Linked DNA regions of Homo sapiens: region 2 is linked to region 1. A link is a loop called in an ENCODE intact Hi-C map of the cell type or tissue named here. Cell type or tissue: Caco-2. All regions are shown on one strand. Links, peaks and the distances in the headings refer to the core of each region. The heading gives the core; the rest is flanking DNA. Region 1 overlaps PRH1-TAS2R14 (PRH1-TAS2R14 readthrough). Region 2 overlaps PRH1-TAS2R14 (PRH1-TAS2R14 readthrough).

What was found. A loop is a pair of places that touch in the nucleus more often than their neighbours do. Peaks named below come from ENCODE experiments on the same cell type or tissue, not always from the same donor. Only the 100,000 strongest peaks of a DNase experiment are listed, where the experiment ranks them.
Region 2: a loop joins it to region 1, with 8 times the contacts of the local background. A loop is called at or near these places in 50 of 110 quality-filtered maps.

What each region holds. Positions count from the first base shown.
Region 1 is chr12:11,010,047-11,021,371 of GRCh38, forward strand. The region is part of intron 3 of PRH1-TAS2R14 (PRH1-TAS2R14 readthrough); the gene reads right to left. The region is part of intron 3 of PRH1-PRR4 (PRH1-PRR4 readthrough); the gene reads right to left. It also overlaps a transcript of PRH1 not described here. Among named protein-coding and RNA genes, the nearest start is that of TAS2R19, 6.9 kb to the right of the region's middle. In Caco-2, for the core only: no CTCF peak of the experiment used is centred there; a DNase peak (open chromatin) is centred at 5,895.
Region 2 is chr12:11,063,901-11,074,343 of GRCh38, forward strand. The region is part of intron 1 of PRH1-TAS2R14 (PRH1-TAS2R14 readthrough); the gene reads right to left. The region is part of intron 1 of PRH1-PRR4 (PRH1-PRR4 readthrough); the gene reads right to left. It also overlaps a transcript of PRH1 not described here. Among named protein-coding and RNA genes, the nearest start is that of TAS2R46, 6.8 kb to the left of the region's middle. RefSeq lists a silencer at 3,717-3,917 and an enhancer at 7,351-8,045. In Caco-2, for the core only: no CTCF peak of the experiment used is centred there; no DNase peak of the experiment used is centred there.

The sequences.
Region 1 (11,325 bases), core at 1,956-9,955:
TATTTACACTAAAATCAAACTCTTTCTTATAGCCTTCAATGGATTAGTTTAAGGTCATCTACAATTACTTGCTTAAGCAATGCATTTTAAACTAAACTTCACTTAATTTCTAAATCTAAATGTATTCAGCTTGACTTGAGCTTTGCTTTTACTAATGCAAATTTCCCAAAATGATAATCTTTTAAAAATGTCTTAGACATTATCAAAATCATGTACAATGAAAAATAAATCATTTAATGAGATAGGTGTAGATGATTGATGATGATGTTGATGTCAGCTAAAAGGGACTATTTTATTCTGTAAATGTGACTTCAATCATGTTTCCTAAGTGCTGGAATTCAGGGCAATGGGAGAACACTATTTTAATTTTTCTTCATGGCCTTATAATTCTTATATTATTCTCAGTATCAGGTCTAGACAAACACCCTCAGGTAATATTTCATCAAGAATAACTTAAAACCAACATATTCCCAATGATTTACTTGATATTGTTTCATTTTACCACATTCTAAAGTGTGGTACAATAAAAAATACTTCGCCTTAATCAGGTAATGCCATATTCAGCCAAAGTAATTGTACTTTATAATCCTAAGAGTAGTGTATGAAAATTTCTATTGTGTCATATCCTTTCCAAAATTAGTAACATCAGATTAAATTTTACACTGATATTTACATACACTATTATTAAAGTTAACATTTTAGAAACATTTTTCTATTATAATTCAGAATGTATTTTTAGTTCAAAAAATTATGTTGCTTTTTAATTACATGACTGATTTCATGCACATTTATTAAGAATGAATTATATATTCCATATATTTATTCATATTTCTTTATTAATTTCTCTATTTTTTCTTGAAGTTTCAAATACTCTTGTTATGAGCAGGTGTAATTATACTACACATATTTCTTTAATCAATCATTATGTCAAATGAATTTGAGAAATTATGATTAGTTTGTAGCATATTGTAAGGGAAATTTCAGGATTGTTTAACAACTCCTAAAAGAACTCAAAGGAAAAAAATGTTAAAATGTAAAAGTAGTCTATAAGTTTAACGTAGGTGTCCACAGGAAAAAATAAATTCTACCATTACTAGCACAAAAAAAGATTGGTAATAAACCTACCATGTCTGAATTTTTTTAAGGCAGGCGTATTATCACTGGACAAGATTCTCTGTAAGGTCCTGACCTTAAATTCTATGTGCACCTGATTTCTGAATGTGCAGTAATGTTCTTTTTCCTTTTACATTCTCTGACCAGTGTCAAACAGGAAAGCACCAGGGTGTGCTAATGGATGAGTTTGAGGCTGTCTTTATGGAGAACACAATAATTCCCAAAACAGCTCAATTAAATTTCTATTCAAACACTATGTCCTGGCTATAAGATGAAATTTTTCATGCTGTTGTTGAAGTGAAAGGTGAATTCTCATTTGCTAGCATGCAAATACAGACATATTTTCCTTCATTGTTTTGCAATATTTTTCCTTGTTTAACCTCTCCATAATTTGTGTTCAGCAATGTCAGTTGTTATGGAAATTTTAAAACCCAACTCATAATTCCTACATTGGATGTCTAAACTGTCATATGGAACTTGGTCATAACCAGAATCATGACCACTGTGAATTTATTTTTTCAATGTCAGATTTATGTAGACAGAATCCAAAGTTTTCTTATTAAAAGACTCCAAGGTTTTCTTGGGAAGCCCAGGAAGGCCAACATTCCTTAAAATCTGGTTGCTGCTAACTAATACTTTTGTATAACTTTATTCTTAACAAGCTCATTAACACAAACTTATGTGCCCACACACATACATGCTCCTCATGGATGGGAGGAATTATTGTCCTGTAATTTCCAAAATGGAAAATGAATTTCAGGCAGGTCATCCAAGTTGAAATAGCCCTAATTTCCCAATCATGTTTTCAGCCCATTTTCAATATTTATAAACTTGTGTCTCATGCTTAGGCTTTTGAGTAAGTCATTTTCTTGAGTCTAGTTAATATTTAAATATGAATTGTTTAATTAAAATATTTAGCAATTTTGTAAATATTCCTTGGGCACTTAAAAAACATGTGTATTCCATTGAAGAGCCTACACTTCTCTGTATGTGAATTTTCACTTTTATTTTTCTCTAATGTATTTTTTATTATTTAATGGTTTAAGATGAATAGATGTTAAAAATCGGTCTTCAATATTGGATATTATTTCTTTCCAGTTGTTATAGTATAATTGTTTCTAGGAGAAGATCTTGGAGTCAGTCTGCCAGGACAGGAAGCCAGATTTTCTGCTTTATATAGCTATGATCTGAGACTCCATTTTACGAATTCTCTCTACCTCAGTATAATTATGTATAAAACGCAGATGATAATAATACTCTGGGTAGTCCTTATGAGGTGCTAGTATAGTATATGTATAACTGCTTTCAATTTTACATGTTCAGTGCAGGCAGGAACCGAGGATTATTAGTTATTCTTTCGATTCTGTGTTACTTGATACTTAAAAGATACCAGTGAAAACTTCCACTTTTCCTTTTTTGTTTTGAGAAAGGATGTTGCTCTGTCGCCTAGGCTGGAGTGCAGTGGTAGTTCACTACAGCTTTGTACTCCTGGGCTCAAGAGATCCTCCCACCTCAGCTTCTGGAGTAGCTGTGACTATGGGCGTGCACCAACACAGCCAGCTAATTTTTCAGTTTTTTTGTAGAAATGGGGTCTCCCTATGTTGCCCAGTATGGTCTTGAAAACATGGGCTCATACGATCTTCCCACCTTGGTCTCCCAAAATGCTTGGATACAGGCGTGAACTGCACCTAGCTGAGAACTTCCATTTTTGAGCAGAATACAGAAGGTTCAGAAAGGCAAGATATCCTTCTGCAACAACTAGGATAAGAGTAATAAAAGGCAAAAATTATATATTCAATTCATCACAGAGTTGTACAAGCAAGGAGGGCCAGCTGAACTGAAATCCAGCACAAGGAGAGTCTTTGCAGGTGAAGGGTCAACTTATATACTCAGTGCAATCCCTATCAAATCCCAACAAGCCTGTTTTGCAAAAAGTGAAAAACCAGTCCTAAAATATATCTGAAAATACCCAGTGACCAGATCACCAAAATAAATCTTGATAAAATAACACATTTGGAGGATTACACTTTCTGGTTTCAAAGCTAACTACAAAGCTGCACTAATCAGAATTCTGTGGTACTGGCATTACAGTAGACAAAAGAACAATGAAACACAACTGAGAGTCCAGAAATTAACACTGACATTGATGGTAATTGATTTCAAAAATGGTACCACTGCAGTTCAATAGGAATTAATCATTTTTTCAACAAATGATACTGAGAACATTGAATATCCACATGCATAAAGATAAATTTCTATTCTTATTTCACACCATACACAAAAAATAACTCATATTTAATTGATTATAGAGCTAAATGTAAAAAGTGAGATTAGTAACTAAGATACTAAAACATACTAACTGTACAATTGCAAGTAATACAAGTGGGTTAATCAACCATAATTCTATCTGTGTATTTCTCTACTTAGATCATTATGTCTATAATAATAATAATCCCCTGCCTATCAATCTATTGATATTAAAATTACTATTTTAAATAAAACTAAATTAGATGCTGGGCTACCCTCAATCTCATTTAGTGGAAATTCAAGCAAAAATATTATTGATTCTCCCTAGATTTTTATTTTTTGAGACATGGTCTCACTCTGGAGCCTAAACTGGAGTGCAGTGGTTTGAGATTGGCTAACTGCAATCTATAGCTCCCAGCCTCAATCTGTTTCCCACCTTGGCCTCCCAAGTAGCTAGGACTACAGGTGGACACCACTATACCTGGCTAATTGTTGTATTTTTACTAGAGACTGGGTTTCACCATGTTTCCCAGGTTGGTCTCCAATAATTGGGCTCAAGAAATCTGCCTGCCTAAGCCTCCCAAGGTGCTCAATTACAGGCTTAAGCCACAGCATCCACCCTGGTACTGTTACTTCAAAATGTACATTTGACATTTGAAGGAAAAATATTTACATAATGTGCTATATGCCAACATGCGTGAATAAATAAATAATATAAATGGATAATCAGCCTTATTCCTGTCTGTTGAATCACTTGGCTACATTGTCAGTAAAGAGATTACATGAGATCACCAACACAACAGGCATCATTGTAGAGATTGAAGAATTGAGACCTTGGGCAGTCTGATATTTTCAGTTTAGAGACAAAAGAGAACTAGCAAAGGAGATTGAGAAGTAGTGCCCAGTGGATAAGGATAAAATCAGGAGAGGGCAGCATCCTGAAATCTAAATAAACTAAGTTCAATGCAGCTAATAGAGCATGCAACATGATGACTAACCTTGGGAACATAGACTCTCTGGTGATCTTGCAAATGTCAGAATCAATGAACTGATGACAGCATCAGCTTCTTGGAATGAGTTCATAAGCCAATAGTTAAAGAGGCTTCATACTTTGAAAAATACTTATAAACCAAGAGCAAGCCTTTTCACTTCAAAGGCTGAAAAACTGATTCCTGAGGTCAGCCTTTGAAGTGGAAAATCAAAGAACCTCAACCTGTTGTCAGGACTGAGCCAATTCCGAGAACAAGAATTCAATAATTGAAGGAAAGTGTAAGTCCCCTTGAAAAGGATGCTGAAAATTCACCACAAGAATATTCAGGACGTATTCATACGGTGCTTTCTCAAAGACCTGTAGCCATTTCCCAGATAACAGTACCCAGAGGAAAGGACACACATCCACACCATCTGAGACTTTTAGGTATAGGGCTCTTACAGTAGATAGTTAGTCAGGCATGAGCGGGGCAGAAGAAGGCTCTCACCACCCACCAGGAATGTCAGGTGGCCATCAGGTGATGGCCTGGCAGTTGTCACACTGCCTCTCTAAAAATGATAATTGCTCACAGGCACCAGGGAGAGGCAATTTCACAATAAGTAAAGATGCTTAAAATTGCTAGTCAGCAGCTCAGGAATAGGGCGAGTAGGCTGAGGCATACGTGTTAAGAGAGAAAAGGGTAGAAAACAACCTTCTGGGGGCATTCCACCAAAAAAGGGAAGAATGCCTCATGCAAGCATGTGTACAACTCCAGTAAACACACTGCGCATGCTCACCTCCAAAGTGTTAGCAGGCCACCACACATGTGAGCAGCCCACCCTAAGGGGCTGAATCATGGGAAAAGGAACACAAGACCCTAAGGGAAGAATCGTGGGAAAAGGAACACAAGACCCCAGAAGTATACCAACATATAAAACCACAAGTCAAAGGTCTAACACTGCACTTGACCTCCAAAATGCCCACTGTGGTCTCTTCCAAGTGTACTTTCCTTTCTTTCCTGCTCTAAATCTTTTTAATAAACTTCCATTGCTGCTCAGAAACTTCCCTCAGTCTCTTTTTCCGCCTTATGCCCCTCAGTTGAATTCTTTCTTCTGAGGAGGTTAGACTTGAAGTTGCTGCAGACTCGTACCAAATTGCCTCCAGTAAACCAGATATTGGCCACTCCAACAGAGCCTGAACTAACAGTAATATCTGGGTACTCAAAAGACACTGCAGTCCATGAGATGAAGTGGGAGATTTTTTAAAATTTTCTTTTTGTGTGTGTGTTATTTGCATTTGGGTTTTTTAGATACACAGTCTCAATCCTTCACTTAGGAGGTATGTAGTACAGTGGCAAATCATAACTCACTACAGCCTTGAATTCCTGGGTTTGTAACAGAGTGCCCCATTTTTTCTAAGAAACAGGGAATGAGTTACTATTTTTTTATTATTATTTTCTCTTATCTCCCCTTTCCTTTTGTTCCCTGTTTCCTGCTTAGCCCTTCATAAATGCAAATATAACCTTTCACCCCCACTCACTAGACATTCCCTGCAGGGCACGTTCTTCTAACTATGTGCAGCAAGACAGATCTCTTCTGAGAATTGACAGTCAATTTGCAGACCAAAGCACACCCACCAAGGAATGTTTACCTCCAGGAAATGGACTTGGAACTTCCAGACTGTGCTCCACTCTGGGAGTTGCCTGAGGACTTTCACCCAACAGAAGGGCATATTGAAAGCATACCCACTTGGCCACTTTTACAAGTTACTTCTGCACAGGAAGGCACCAATTCAACTGTCTGATAGATAAGGCACCAAGCCTGCATGAGGACCCTCTACCCTTGCTCAGTATCCCTCCTTACCTTATAAAAGTGTCTGCTTTCTGCTCCAAAGGTGAAGTGGTACACTTAAAGGCAAGACACTTTGTGCTCCTTCCCCAAGCTAGGTTTGGAATAAATTCATTACTTTTGTACCAGACCTCACTTTTGTTAACTGGACACTGCATGCGGCCAGCAACGGACTCGCATATTGGTTATAGGTCCAAAGGAGTCTCCTGTCTCATCTTTCTGGGTAACTGGGACTACAGGTGAGTACCACCATGCCAAACTAATTTTTTGTTGTTGTTTTTTCTGTTTTTTAGTTTTTGTACAGACAGGCTGTCACTGTGTAGCCCAAGGTGGTCTGCAACTCTGGGCCTCAAGAGATATTCCCACCTCCGCCTCCAAAAGTGCGGGGACTGCGGGCATGAGCCATCATACCCAGCCTGCAGAGGGAGTTTTGAAGGTCAGATGCTACCTAGAGTTTTGACTCATGTCCATCCCAAGGTGGATCTAATCAGTTTGCCGTTATTGCCTCTTCTTGAATGTGTAATGGACACACATGGCAGCTGGCAGGACTCTCACTTTCTTCCTGACCTGTAGAGTCAGGGACATTATTAGAGCAGAACCAAGGGGAAGCCTGTGAAATTCTCCTCCACTGGCAACAATGATTGAAAAATAATAATCACATTCTCCAAGGAATGGAATTGATCACTACCATGACAAAACACTTGAAAGTTGCAGGGGATGGTAGTCTTTTTATATGCCTATCCACTTAACCTATCTGGCCTCTACCAAAACCAGATACACTATAAAATGAATGCAGATTTCCATAAATTTAAATCACTACTTACAAATGCTCTCTAGGATGTGGTATCTTCCCTGAGCAGAGCAGAGCTCCTGGCAGTTTGCATGTGGCTCTTGATTTAGTGAATGTTTCTTATTTTACACCCATGGGTGGGTCAGCAGATTAAAACAATTGGCCTTTGTGTGGTAAAAACAAGAGCACTGCTTCACTGTTTTATGTCAGGGCTTTGTCACTTCTGCTCTCAGTTTAATTTACATTTTGGAAAACATCATGTTAATTTAATATATTAATAATGTTACGGTAATTGGTACAATAACCAGGAAATGGAAAGTTACCTAATTATAGTAAAATACTTAAACATTAAATAGAAATAAAATATCAGAAGAAAGAGACATGCCTGAAAATATTTAGAGAACACCAACGCAGATATTGTTTTCAGGGGTCCCATATTCCTGGTCCACATGTTGAAAAATCAATTAATTAATTTATTTATTTATATTTGAGATAGAGTCTCGCTCTGTTGCCCAGGCCGGAATGCAGTGTTGCAATCCCGGCTCACTGCAAACTTCGCCTCCTGGGTTCAATCAATTCAAATCCTTCAGCCTCCTGAGTAGCTGGGTTTACGGGCATTGGCCACCATGCCTGGCTAAATTTTTTTGTATTTTTTTTTAAGTAGAGATGGGGTTTCACCATGTTGCTCAGGCTAGTCTCAAACTCCTGGCCTCCAGTGATCTGCCTGCGTTGGTCTCCCAAAGTGCTGGTATTACAGGCGTGAACCACCATGCCGAGCAGAAACATCCTGTTTAAGGTAAATGGCTTCCTATATACTTCCTATCACTAAAAGAGAAGCACGGCGTTTATTGAGCCTCTAGGGATTTTGGAGTCCAAAAATACCACAGTAGAGGATATTGCTCTGATGTGTTAATAAAGTCCTTTTTAAATCCCTGTTCAGTTAACCTACCTAGCCTCTGCCAAAACCAGATGGGTTACAGAATGAATGCAAAGACTCCTGGTTTCAAGTGGAATCCAGAACATATAATATCTCTACAGCAGATACAGGGTCTGGCCCAACCTGCTCGGCCCATTGTGCCAGATGATCCAGCAGAATTCAAAGCTGCTAGAGGCATGCAACGTGGGCATCATAGGACTCTGTGCCTGTCTCCATCAAGCCCGTAGGAGAGGAGAAAGCAAACCCCTAGGGAATTACTGCAGAACTATTCCCTCTTCAGTGGAGGATTATCCGCTGTCTGAAAAATAAAAATGCAAGTGCAGAACATTAATCCAAGCAAAAAGCCCCTCAAGCACAAGACCCCGTGCAACTACACAAGGCATCTGCTTATAAAACCAGCCACAGTTGGAGGGCATGAGCACATCTGAGTGGCACAAGGAGGGGACTATATTGGACACAAACATGTGCTTCCTCAGATTCCCTTGACTGTCTCCTGTTCCCATGGTCAGCACCTTGCCTGATCTAGATCATCCTTCCACCTGGGACTTGAATGTATCTGTGGGCATGAAGTCTTGTAACAGAAAAGCTTAGTTGCTCACTTCATGTAAAGTCTAATTAACAAGAACAAGGTCTGATATAAAAATAGAGAATTTATTTGGAAGTTAGCTTGCTGGAAGGGGCACAAAGCATCCTGCCTTCCAACGTGACACTTCATCTTTGGAGCAGAAAGTGAACGTTTTATAAAGTAGGGAAGGAAATGAGCAGGACAGCAGTTGTAAAAGTGGCCACGTGGGCATCCTTTCCACATCCCCTCCTAATGGATGTGAGGTCTAAGGGGAACCCCTGGAGGTGAGAGTTCCATGAGGGCATACTTTTGTCTGCAAATCAACTGTCAAGTCTCAAGGAGAGATCCCTCGTGGAGCACATAGTTAGATGAACTCGCCCGAAGGGACTGTCTGGTGGGGGGAAAGTAAACAGTTCTATGTGCATGTCTAAAAAGTTAAGTAGAAAGCGGGGAAACATAGGGAAAGGGGAGAGGAAAAGAGAAAAAATAAATTAAAAAAAAACTATCTCTTAGAAAAATGGGGGTATTGGTTAGTGTGACTTTCCCAAACAGCCACCAAGGGGTTGGATAATGTAAGGAAGAAAAGCAAAGATGGTAGTTCTGCCTCAAACAAACTTTGGCCAAAGGGAAATAGAAGACAGAAGACAGCTAGGATACATTCTCCCTTTTCTCTCTTCCACGGACTAATATTTGTTGTGGCTTCCCCTTGTAACCCTTCTGGAAAAGTATGGAGAGCCAAGTGCATGCATCTGATGACCACCATGCTGTCTGTCTCACTAATTGTGAAGTGGCCACCAGCAAAATCATATCAACATCACGACACATGGTTTTACATCTTCTTTTGCCTCAGTTTCCACATTTACCCCTCATTGCTGCCCTGGACTTGCCTTCCCAAATAAATGTCATCACTGTAAACTCAGACATTGGCTCTAGTTTTAGACACCAAAAGCTAAGATATACATTCAGTTGCATCACTTTTCCATGCGTTTATAACATGGCAATTAAAACATTCATTTAGAAAGGATACTAAAAAAATATACAAATAATGTGTAAGAAAGGTGACTGGTTACAAACTCAATTTTTAAAAATGAAATGCCTTTTTGTGTATATGATAACCAGCTAGAAAATATCATAATACAAATATATCATTCATAGTAGAAAGTGATTAGGTACATTTCCAACCAACTTAATCAGTTGCAAAGTTTGCTAGCTTTTATTTTTACTTCTTTTGAGTTTACTTCTTTTGTATCAGCAAAGCATTGAAGGCAGCATAAGTCATACTGAAGGAGAAAGAGACGTTCCCTAAAAACAAAAGTGTGTTTGGCAGCTGCTGGGAAGTTCCCTAACATTCTTGTCATGGGGTCTGCTAGCCCCGAGCAGCTGGCACTCACAGGTGACCCTGACCCTGTGCAAATATACCAAAATCTTTAATATGCTTTTCAAAAAGCATTAGAATAAGTGCCATCTAATTTTGACGTTCCACCTTGTCTCTACTTCACACACCTGATATAGCTGCATCAAAGCTATATTACAGTGATATTTCCCCTAGAATTGTGGACTAGCCAAACTTTTGCTCTGAGAAATGCTTCTTCTTCAAAAAGCCTATAACCTCAACCTGAAAATAGAAAATTCAAGCAACTGCAGATTTTATGATGAGCTTCATTTTCACTGATTTACCACATCAAATTATCCATTTATCCAATCACTTATGTGTTCATTAACATATCATTTTTGACCAACTATTCTTTGTGCTGGCTTTTAGGTCCTGTGAGTCAAGAGAAAGCGAGACAGATATGACCTCTCTTTTTATGGTGATTACATTGTACTAGGGAGGACGTATGATAAGCGATATATATATATATATATATATATATATGTCTATAGATATAGATATAGATACATAGATATATATATGATGTGGAGTTAACTTATTTTAAGTTCTACATAATAATGTTAAAATTTCATAACACCAAGAATTAACACAGTCACACAGAATTTAGCTCTTCAACAAGGCTGTACATTTCCTTCTTATAATAGAACTTGGTATCAATGGATACATCAACACACTGTGTAATTTCACCATTTACACCATTATAATAATACATATCATTAATACATTTCCTATCAATTATATAGATTTCACAGATTTTTATGTAATTTTTACATAATTTTTAACATTTGAGGAAAGTTTCATTTGATTATCTTCTATAGTTTCTATACCCTCCTTTGATTGGCCTGTTTTTTTAAGATAGAGAATATTTGAGTTTTTTTGAGGAATATTAGGAATGGGAGACAAAGGAGAAAATTGGAAATTCAGGGGCTCAAGGTGGCTAAGAAAAACAAATGGAAATACTTGACATCAGATGTCAACTTCACAAAAGGTTTCCTTTAATTCAAAAAGTGGAAGCAATGACTTTTCTAACTACAGATAAAAAAATTATAACAGCACTGAAATGATCATCAGCATGTTTCTTCATTCCTATTATAGAAATGATTTTTATTCTAGGCTATTCACATACTGGTATTAAATCTAGTATTCTTTAGTACTGTTTTGGTATACATATACAAAATTTACTCTACATATGTTTTTCACTCCAATTTTATTGTGTGCATCATTAACTAACAACAATTCTATTTGCTTTCTACTAAGCATAAAATAAGAATTCATAATGAAATAAAACCTACCCCAAAGATCCATTCTTATCATTGATTTAAAATTGAATGTCTTTACCATCCAAAAAATTAGAGGTTCACCAATGATAGTTAAGCACATATATGTGGTACAAATTACAATGGAAAAGAGAAATGATTTCTTCATAAAAGCTGTACGTTCTTAATTATAAAGAGAGATAATAA
Region 2 (10,443 bases), core at 1,656-9,655, 54 kb after region 1:
TGCCATCAGTATATAATGAGATGAATAATAATAATTTCTATGAGACATATCTCCTAATTAAACATTTTACATTAAAATTATAATGCACACTTAGAAATGAACCAAAACAAAAATGGGAAATACCGCAGTGTATCATAAACATTCAAGTAACCATGATGCAGGCAAGACAAGGAACACCAAACACAACCTAGGTCCACCTCCATGCCACTTTCCAAGTCCCTAAACATTTCTTCATACCTCCTGAGATAAGCAATATCCAAAATTTATGGTGATTATTTCCTTAATTTTCTTTACACTTTACCAACTAGGTATGCAACCCTAAACTCCATCGCTTGGTCTGGCCTGCTTTGCACTGCGTGTAGGTGCAATCCTACATGTTCTTCTTGTTTGTGGCTTCTTGGACTCAACATTGTGTTTCTGAAATTTAGTCACATAGTTGCAAGTACATGTGATTTTTTTTCACTTCTCTATACTGTTCCATTGTGTGGATTTACTGTAATGATTGATCTATCCTTAATATATATTTGGCCAGCTTCTTTTTTGAACAGTTACGAATAATTCTACTAGAGCATTCTTTCATATATCATTTGATGCAATTCCTCTGTATATATACCTTTGAGTAGAATTACAGGGTCATTGTGCAAAATATCCTCATAGACATAGAAAAGTTTAAAAGATAATTTAACTAAATGTACTCCTGTCAGCTTTACCTCCATTCTATTTTTTGCCATTTGCATGTATCTTATCAATTATATAATTACCCCAACAAGACATTATTATTTTATGCAGTAAACATTCATTTAGAATTATGCACATATTTACCACTTCATTAATTTGTATTCCTTTTTGCATATTCAATTTAATAGTTTCAAAAAGTCCTTTTATTGGCAAGGCAGGGTGGCTCACACCCATAATCTCAACATTTTGTAAGGCTGAGTCAGGAACACCCAGGAGTTCAAGACCAGCCTGTGCAACACAGCGAAACTGTGTCTACAATAAATGAAAAAGCCAGGCATAAGGAAGCTACTCACAAGGCTGAGGTGGGAGGATGGTTTGATCCCGGGAGTTCCAGACTGCAGTAAGCCATGATCCTACCACTGAACTCCAGCCTGGACACCAGATTGAGACTCCAACTCCACATAGAATAATACTGATAATAATAATAATTTTTCTATTATCTGAAAAAAATATCATTTTAAGTTTCTGTTTATCAAGGTCTATTCTACTTTTGAAATGCACTGAAGGCATGATTCCATTGAATTCTAGCTTCATTTTTGTCTGTTGAAAATCAGGTTGTCATTTAGACAGTTATTCCCTTTAACATAATCTGTCTTTTCCTTTAGTTACCTTTCAGGTTTTTTATTGGTCTTTGATGTCCTGTCATTTTATATTAATTTGGTTTTAGTTATCTTGTCTGAAGTTTGATGGTTTCTAAAAATATATGAACTGATACACTTTACCACTTTTGGAAAAATCTCCACAATGCTTCTGGCCCATTTTCTCTCTTCTAATCTTCTGGAACTGCAGAAGTATGTTAGTTGTTCTGATTGTAGCTTCAATGTCTCTGACCCTCTAGCCTTATATTTTCTACCTCTTGGTCTCTTTATGCTTCATTCTGGGCAGTTATCTTCCAATTCACTAATTCTTTCTTATGTTTAACTGGTTCTCAACTCTGTCTATTGGATTCTCAATATTCATTACTCTTTTTTATCTTATTGTTTTAGGGGTAGAAATGAACTTTTATTCTCTTGCTATAAATCATTTTTTAATGGAGAAACTAAACAAAGTATTTATAACACCAACTTCTTAAAAAATAGTTTTTGTAAATTTTTAGCACACCTGACATGAAAATTGTAGTGATTTTCTTCTTTTTGTAATACTTAGGTCACAGAAGAGATTAAAATTATGGTCTACGCATTCTCCTGCAACTTGGAAGAAACTGGAAATTGATTTGATGTGAGTAGCTTTTTTTGGATAGTAGCTTGTCTGTTGCTGGGTCATCACCACAAACTCTCCTCACAGGGAAATTCAGTGAGCAGCACTGGATCTCAAAATGTCATTACAATTAATAAAATATAATATCTCAACCACAGCTCCACCTTTCTATTCCATGATTTAAATTTTACTCTGTTTTTATTAGCAGAAATCAAGACTTCTTCATTTATAACAATCTTTAAAAGATCAAAGAGTAAAACAGTACATACAAGTTTATGAAAGATTGAAGAACTTTAAGTCTCATGGAAACAAAACTGAATCTGGTGTTTCTAAAGAATTCCACCATTTAATCCCTATCCGTGAGTATAGTTTTGTTTATAGAACTATAACTTTCGAACTCCACCATCACTCACACAAGTGTGACAGAAGATCTGAGGTCTTAACTCTGTTTGACTATTTGGTCCTAAAATCCTCTCTTAGAAATAAAAGCTAGCTCATAAAATGTATCATTTGCTTTGTCCTTCTTACTGGTTAGTTTTAGTTACACTAAAATCTAAATTGTTTCTATAGTGATCATAATGAAACAAAGATTAGTTTAAGCTCATCTATAAATAATTATTTGCTTAAGCAATATATTGTAAAATAAGCTATACTTAATTTCTAAATCTACATGTATTGAGCATGACTAAGCTTTGCTGTTTACTCCTGTAACTTTCCCACAATGATGGTCTTTTAAAAATTACTTATTTTCCAAATTATGTATTTAAATATTTCAAAAATATATCATTTAATGAGATAGATGTATATATAGATGATGATGATAATAATTATGGCAGGTAAAAGGGAGAATGCTATTTGATAAATGTGATTTCCATCTTGTTTTTTAAGTACTGGAGTTCAGGGTAGTGAGAGAACCCTACTATTCTTCCTCATGGCCTCATGTTTCTTCTATGATTCTCAGCATCAGGCCTAGAGAAGTATCCTCATGTGGTAGTTCATCAAGAATAATGTAAAACCAACATATTTTCAAGAATTTCTTTGCTTCTTTTTCTTTTACTACATTTTAAAAATTCATAGCAAAAGTGACATCCAATAATTAGGATTCTATTTTGGGGCTTTTTGGGCATTTTTCAATATGAATATAGAAAAATACTCTCTGCAATAATACAGTATATCAACTTCATTTCATCTTTTAATAGCATCATTAGCAAGCCAAATTCTTGCAAGCCTTTTTCACATTCTTAGCTATGGTGACTAAATCTGGATCATTTTACTATAGCAGTGAAAGTAGCATTATATATGCACAAACATGCTCAAAGATCATGCTAAATATGTTTTATACCTTAACAAATTTGCCTTTCTATGATTTTTTTCTCCAATGCAGAATCAAAAAATTTATATTAACAAAATATTTTACCCAACACACAGGTGTACACATGATTAGTATTGTGAAATTAGAATGCTAACAATATGAATACAAATATTTCATTTAGAGACACATTTTGGGATAATAGGTCTATATATTTAACCTCCATCATACTATAATTTATTGGAAATTCATGACTTTGTGACACTTTGACATGTGTATTATAAATAATTAAATTGGAAATAAGAAAAAAGGTGTTTAGCTGTCATAAATATTCAAGTTTTGATGTTTCAAATTCATATTAGCATTAAGAAGGTGGATTTACAGTTCTTGCTTATGTCTTCTTTTTAAAAAAATATTAATTTAAGAAAAGTTTCAGGGCAGGTCTAGTGGCTCACATCTGTAATCCCAGCATTTTGGAAGGCTGAGGCAGTTGGATTGCCTGAGCACAGGAGTTCAAGTCCAGCCTGGGAAACATGCCAAAACCCTGTCTCTACCAAAAACAGAAAAAATTAGCAGGGCGTGGTGGTGCACGCCTGTTGTCCTAGCTACTCTGGAAGCTGAGATGGGAGAATTACTTGAGCCTGGATAGCAGAGGTTGCACTGAGCCAAGATTCTGCTTGTGCACTCCAGCCTGGGCAACAGAGAGAGACCCTGTCTCAAAACAATAAGAAAAATTTTAAATTTTAACTTGGATTTCTTAGTACCATAATGCTCTATTCTCCTTTATTCAGCAAATACTCTAATAACAATGGTATCTATAAGAATATGCTGTATCACCCTAATTTTATATGTAGGAATGTATTTTATGTTTCTGCTTTTTTAACTTTTTTTTTTTATTGGGGAGCATAACTTACATATGGAGCATAATAAAACCTAATAAACAGTAAGAGAAAAAATTATAACATTAACATCGATGTTACCACACCTTGGTCAGAAAATAGAATTTGCCAGTAATCCAGACACTCCCAATATATGTCTTCTTGCTGATATTTCCCGTTTATCTCCTCCCTCCTGATTATCCCAATTGTTATGATGATCACTCATATGTTTCACTGTAGAGTTTTATCACCAATGTAACAAATTACAATATATTAAAAATATTTTTCTTGAACTTTATGTAAATGAGATTATACTGAATGTATTTTTCCATCTTGATAATTCCTCTCACATTTGTGAGTATTATTATCTATGTAGCTCAAATTTGTTCATTTTCTTTGTTGTATTATTCTGTTGTAAACATGTCTGTCTAGTTCATTAATTTTGATCACTGTATAGTATTCCATTGTATAAGTATGCCACAATTTGTTTATCCATTTGGAGGTCTGAAAGACATTTGGAGGACATGCATAAAGATAAATTTATATTCTTATTTCATACCATACACAAAAAATAACTCATATTTGATTATAGAGCTATACGTAAAAGGTGAGATTAGTAACTAAGATACTAAAACATACTACCTGTACAACTGCAAGTAATATAAGTGGGTTAATCAACCATAATTCCATCTGTATATTTCTCTACTTAGATCATTATTTCTATAATAATAATAATCCCCTGCATAGTAATCTATCAATATGTATAATGCTATTTTAAATAAAACTAAATTAGATGGTGGGTCACCCTCACTCTGATTTAGTGGAAATTCAAGCAAAAATATTATTAATACTCCATCTTTTCCCTTAGATTTTTGGTATTATTACTTCTATTTTTCATTTTTTGAGACATGGTCTCACTCTGTAGCCCCAACTGGAGTGCAGTGGTTTCGGATTGGCTCACTGCTCTCCACTGCTCTCTACAGCTCCCAGCCTCAAGCTATCCTCCCACCTTAGCCTCCCAGGTAGCTAGGACTGCAGGTGGACACCACCTCACCTAGCTAATTGTCATATTTTTGCTAGAGACTGGGTTTCACCATGTTTCCTAGGTTGGTCTCCAATAATTGTGCTCAAGAAATCTGTCTACCTAAACCTCCCAAGGTGCTCAATTACAGGCTTGAGCCACAGCATCCAACCTGGTACTGTTACTTCTAAATGTAAATTTGACATTTGAAGGAAAAATATTTACATAATGTGCTATATGCCAAGATGTGTGAATAAATAATTAATATAAATGGATAATCACCCTTACGCTTGTCTGTTAACTGATTTGGCTACATTGTCAGTAAGGAGAATACATGAGATCACCAACACAACAGGCATCATTGCAGAGATTGTAGAATTGAGATCTTGGGCAATCTCATGTTTTCAGTTTAGAGACAAAAGACAACTAGCAAAGGAGAATGAGAAGTGGAGTGGTGCCCAGTGAACAAAGATAAAATCAGGAAAGGGCATCATCCTGAAATGCAAATAAACTACGTTCAATGTGGCTAATAGAGCATGCAACATGAAGACTAACCTTGGCAACATAGACTCTGGTGATCTTGGAAACGTCAGAATCAATGAAACGATGACAGCAGTAGCTTCATTGGAATGAGTTCATAAGCCAATAGTTGAAGAGGCTTCACACTTTGATAAATACTTATAAACCAAGAGCAAAATGGAGCTGAAAAGCTCATTCCTGAGGTCGGCCTTTGAAGTGGAAAATCAAGAAACCTCAACCAGTTGTCAGGACTGAGCCAATTCCAAGAACAAGAATTCAATAATTGAAGGGAAGCTTAAGTCCCCTTGATAACAGATGCTGAAAATTCACCACAGAATATTCAGAATGTATTTATATGATGCTTTCTCAAAGACCTGCAGCCATTTCCTAGATAAACAGTACCCAGAGGAAAGGACACACATCCATACCATCTGAGACTTTTAGGTATAGGGCTTTTACAGTACGTAGTTAGTCAGGCATGAGTGGGGCAGAAGAGGGCTCCCACCACCCACAAGGAATGTCAGGTGGCCATCAGCTGATGCCCTGGCAGTTGACACCCTGCCTCTCTAAAAATAATAATTGGTCACAGGCGCCAGGGAGAGGCAATTTCACAATAAATAAAAACGCTTAAAATTGGTAGTCAGCAGCTCAGGAATAGGGTGAGTAGGCTAAGGCATGCGTGTTAAGAGAGAAAATGGTGGAATATGACCTTCTGTGGGCATTCCACCAAAAAAGGGAAGAATGCCTCAGGCAAGCATGTGTACAACTCCAGTAAACACACTGCGCATGCTCACCTCCAAAGTGTTAGCAGGCTACCACACATGTGAGCAGCCCACCCTAAGGGGCTGAATCATGGGAAAAGGAACACAAGACCCCAGAAGTATACCAACATATAAAACCACAAGTCAAAGATCTAACACTGCACTTGATCTCCAAAGTGCCCGCTGTGGTCTCTTCCAAGTGTCTTCCAAGAGACTTCCAATAAAGTCTCTTCCTTTCTTTCCTGCTCTCTTTTTAATAAACTTCCATTCCTGCTCAGAAACTTCCTTCAGTCTCTTCTTACTTATGCCCCTCAGTTGAATTCCTTCCTCTGGGGAGGCAAGACTTGACGTTGCTGCAGACTCGTATGAAATTGCCACCAGTAAACCAGATATTGGCCACCCCAGCAGAGCCTGAACTAACACTAATTATCTAGGTACCCAAAAGACACTGTGGTCCATGAGATGGAGTAGGAGATTTTCTTTTTAATTTTCTTTTGTTTTCTGTGTTATTTGCGTTGGCTTTTTCAGAGAGACAGTCTCAATCTGTCACCCAGGCTGTATCTAGTACAGTGGCATGATCATTACTCACTACAGCCTTGAATTCCAGGGTTTGTAACAGATTGCCCCATTTTTTTCTAAGAAAAAGAGAATGAATTATGATTTTTATTATTATTTTCTCTTCTCTCCCCTTTCCCTTTGTTCCCTGTATCCTGCTTAGCCATTCATAAATGCAAATAGAACCTTTCACCCCCACTCACTAGACATTCCCTGCAGGGCACATTTTTCTAACTATGTGCTCCGAGACCAATCTCTCCTGAGAACTGACAGTCAATTTGCAGACCAAACACACCCACCACAGAATTTTTACCTCCAGGAAGTGGACCAGGAAATTCCAGGCTCTGCTCCACTCTAGGAATTACCTAAGGACTTTCATCCAACAGGAGGGCATATGGAAAGCATACCTACTTGGCCACTTTTATAATGTATTTCTGCAAAGGCAGGTGCCAATTCAACTATCTGGTAGTGCAGGGGTTCAGTCAGAATGGTAGGGAAAATTATAAAATAAAAAAAAGACCTTCTTGGAAGACCAAAAGTTTTTGCATAACTTCAGATAGTTTGGCTGAAGGCAGCCAGTCTCTTTGCCAGAGCCAGAGCACTTTGGGCACAGACACAAAGGAATGTAGAGTAGTTTATCTAAAGAGCTTGTTTACTCAGGTAGTCCTAAAGCTAACCTTTCATCACTCACAGGCAGGATTGCTCTCCTGGGGGAAGGTGACAGAGTTGATTACCCTCTAATGGTGTTGACTCAAAGTTTTTGTCATTTAATGTGTTCTAAATAAATGCCAAGAAGGCCAGCAAGTTGGGGCGGCAGCTGACAGCACTCTTCCTTAGAGTCTGTTAAGTGGCCCGGATGCTCGGCTGGACTGACAAGCAAAACATACATGTCGGTGTATGTTATTCCTCTGTCATTGAGTCAGGGTCTGCTGGACAGACCCCTGCATGGTAGAAAAGGCACCAAGCTTGCAGGAGGACCCTCTACCCTTGCTCAATAACCCCCCTTACCTTATAAAAGTGTCTGCTTTCTGCTCCAAAGGTGAAGTGGTACACTTAAAGGCAGGACTCTTTGTGCCCCTTCCCCAAGCTAGGTTTGAAATAAATTCATTACTTTTGAACCAGGCCTCACTCTTTTTAACTGGATTCTGGATGCCACCAGCAACTGACTCGCATATTGTTTTCAGGTTCAAGGGAGTATCCTGCCTCATCCTTCTGTGTAACTGGGACTACAGGTGAGCACCACCATGCCAAACTAATTTTTGTTGTTGTTTTTTCTTTTTTTAGTTTTTGTAGAGACAAGCTCTCACCATGTAGCCCAGGGTGGTCTGGAACTCCTGGCCTCAATAGATATTCCCAACTGTGCCTACCAAAGTTCCGGGATTGCAAGCAAGAGCCATCATACCAAGCCTGCACTGGGAGTTTTTGAAGGTCAGATGCTACCTAGATTTTTGACTCATGTACATCCCAAGGTGGATCTAATCAGTTTGCTGTTATTACCTCTTCCTGAACATGTAATTGAAATGGACAAACATGGCAGCTGGCAGGACTCTCACCTTCTTCCTGACCTGCAGAGTAAGGGACACTATTAGAGCAGGACCAAGGCGAAGCCTGCGAAATTCTCCTCCACTGGCAACAAGGATTGAAAAATAATAATCACATTCTCCAAGGAATGGAATTGATCACTACCATGACAAAACACTTGAAAGTTACAGGGGATGGTAGTCTTTTTACATCCCTCTCCACTTAACCTAAATGGCCTCTACCAAAATCAGATACATTATAAAATGAGGGCAGAGTTCCATAAATTTAAATCACTACTTACAAATGCTCTCTAGGATGTGGTATCTTCCCTGAGCAGAGCAGAGCTTCTGGCACTTTGCATGTGGCTCTCGATTAAGTGAATATTTCTTGTTTTTCACCCACGGGTGGGTCGGGAGATTAAAACAGTTGGCCTTTGTTTGGTAAGAACGAAAGTGCTGCTTCACTGTTTTATGTCAGGGCGATGTCACTTCTGCTCTCAGTTTAATTTACATTTTGCAAAACATCATGTTAATTTATTAATAATGTTACAGTAATTGGTGCAATAACCAGGAAATGGAAAGGTCCCTAAATATAGTAAAATACTTGAACGTTAAATAGAAATAAAATACTAGCAGAAAGAGATACACCTGATAATATTTGGAAACCTGCAACATAGATATTGTTTTTAAGGTCTCATATTCCTGGTCTACATGTCGAAAAATCCATTTATTTATTTATATATTTATTTTTGAGACAGAGTCTTGCTCTGTTGCCCAGGCTAGAGTGCACTGGTGCCATCTCGGCTCACTGCAAACTTCGCCTCCTGGGTTCAATCAGTTCAAATCCTTCAGCCTCCTTACTAGCTGTATTTACAGCCATGTGCTACCATGCCTGGCAATTTTTTTTTTTTTTAAAGTAGAGACCTGGTTTCACCATGTTAGCCAGGCTGGTCTCAAACTCATGGCCTCAAGTGATCTGCCCACCTTGGCCTCCCAAAGTGCTGGGATTACAGGGGTGAGCCACCATGCCCAGCAGAAACATCCTTTTTAAAGTAAGTGGCCTGTTGCCCTATAAATACTTCTTATCACTAAAAGAGAAGCACAGTGTTTATTGACTCTCTTGGGGTTTTGGAGTCCACAAATACCACAATAGAGGATATTGCTCTGACTTGTTAATAAAGTCCTTTTTAAATCCCTGTTCAGTTAACCTACCTAGCCTCTGCCAAAACCAGATGGGTTACAGAATGAATGCAAAGACTAGTGGTTTCAAGTGGAATCCAGAACATAAGATATCTCTACAGCAGGTATAGGCTGTGGCCCAACCTGCTCTGCCCATTGAGTCAGATGATCCAGCAGAATTCAAAGCTGCTAGAGGCATGCATCGTGGGCATTATAGGACTCTGTGCCTGTCTCCATCAAGCCCGTAGGAGAGGAGAAAGCAAACCCCTAGGGAATTACTGCAGAACTATTCCCTCTTCAGCGGAGGAGTATCTGCTGTCTGAAAAATAAAAATGCAAGTGCAGAACATTAATCCAAGCAAAAAGCCCCTCAAGCACAAGACTGCGTGCAACTACACAAGGCATCTGCTTATAAAACCAGCCACAGTTGGAGGGCATGAGCACATCTGAGTGGCACAAGGAGGGGACTATATTGGACACAAACATGTGCTTCCTCAGATTCCCTTGACTCTCTCCTGTTCCCATGGTCAGCACCTTGCCTGATCCAGATCACCTTTCCATCTGGGACTTGAATGTATCTGTGGGCATGAAGTCTTGTAACAGAAAAGCTTAGTTGCTCACTTCATGTAAAGTCTAATTAAAAAGAGCACAGTCTGATACAAAAATAGAGAACTTATTTGGAGATTAGTTTTGGGGAAGGAGCATAAAGCATCCTGCCTTCTAATGTGACACTTCACCTTTGGAGCAGAAAGTGGACATTTTTATAA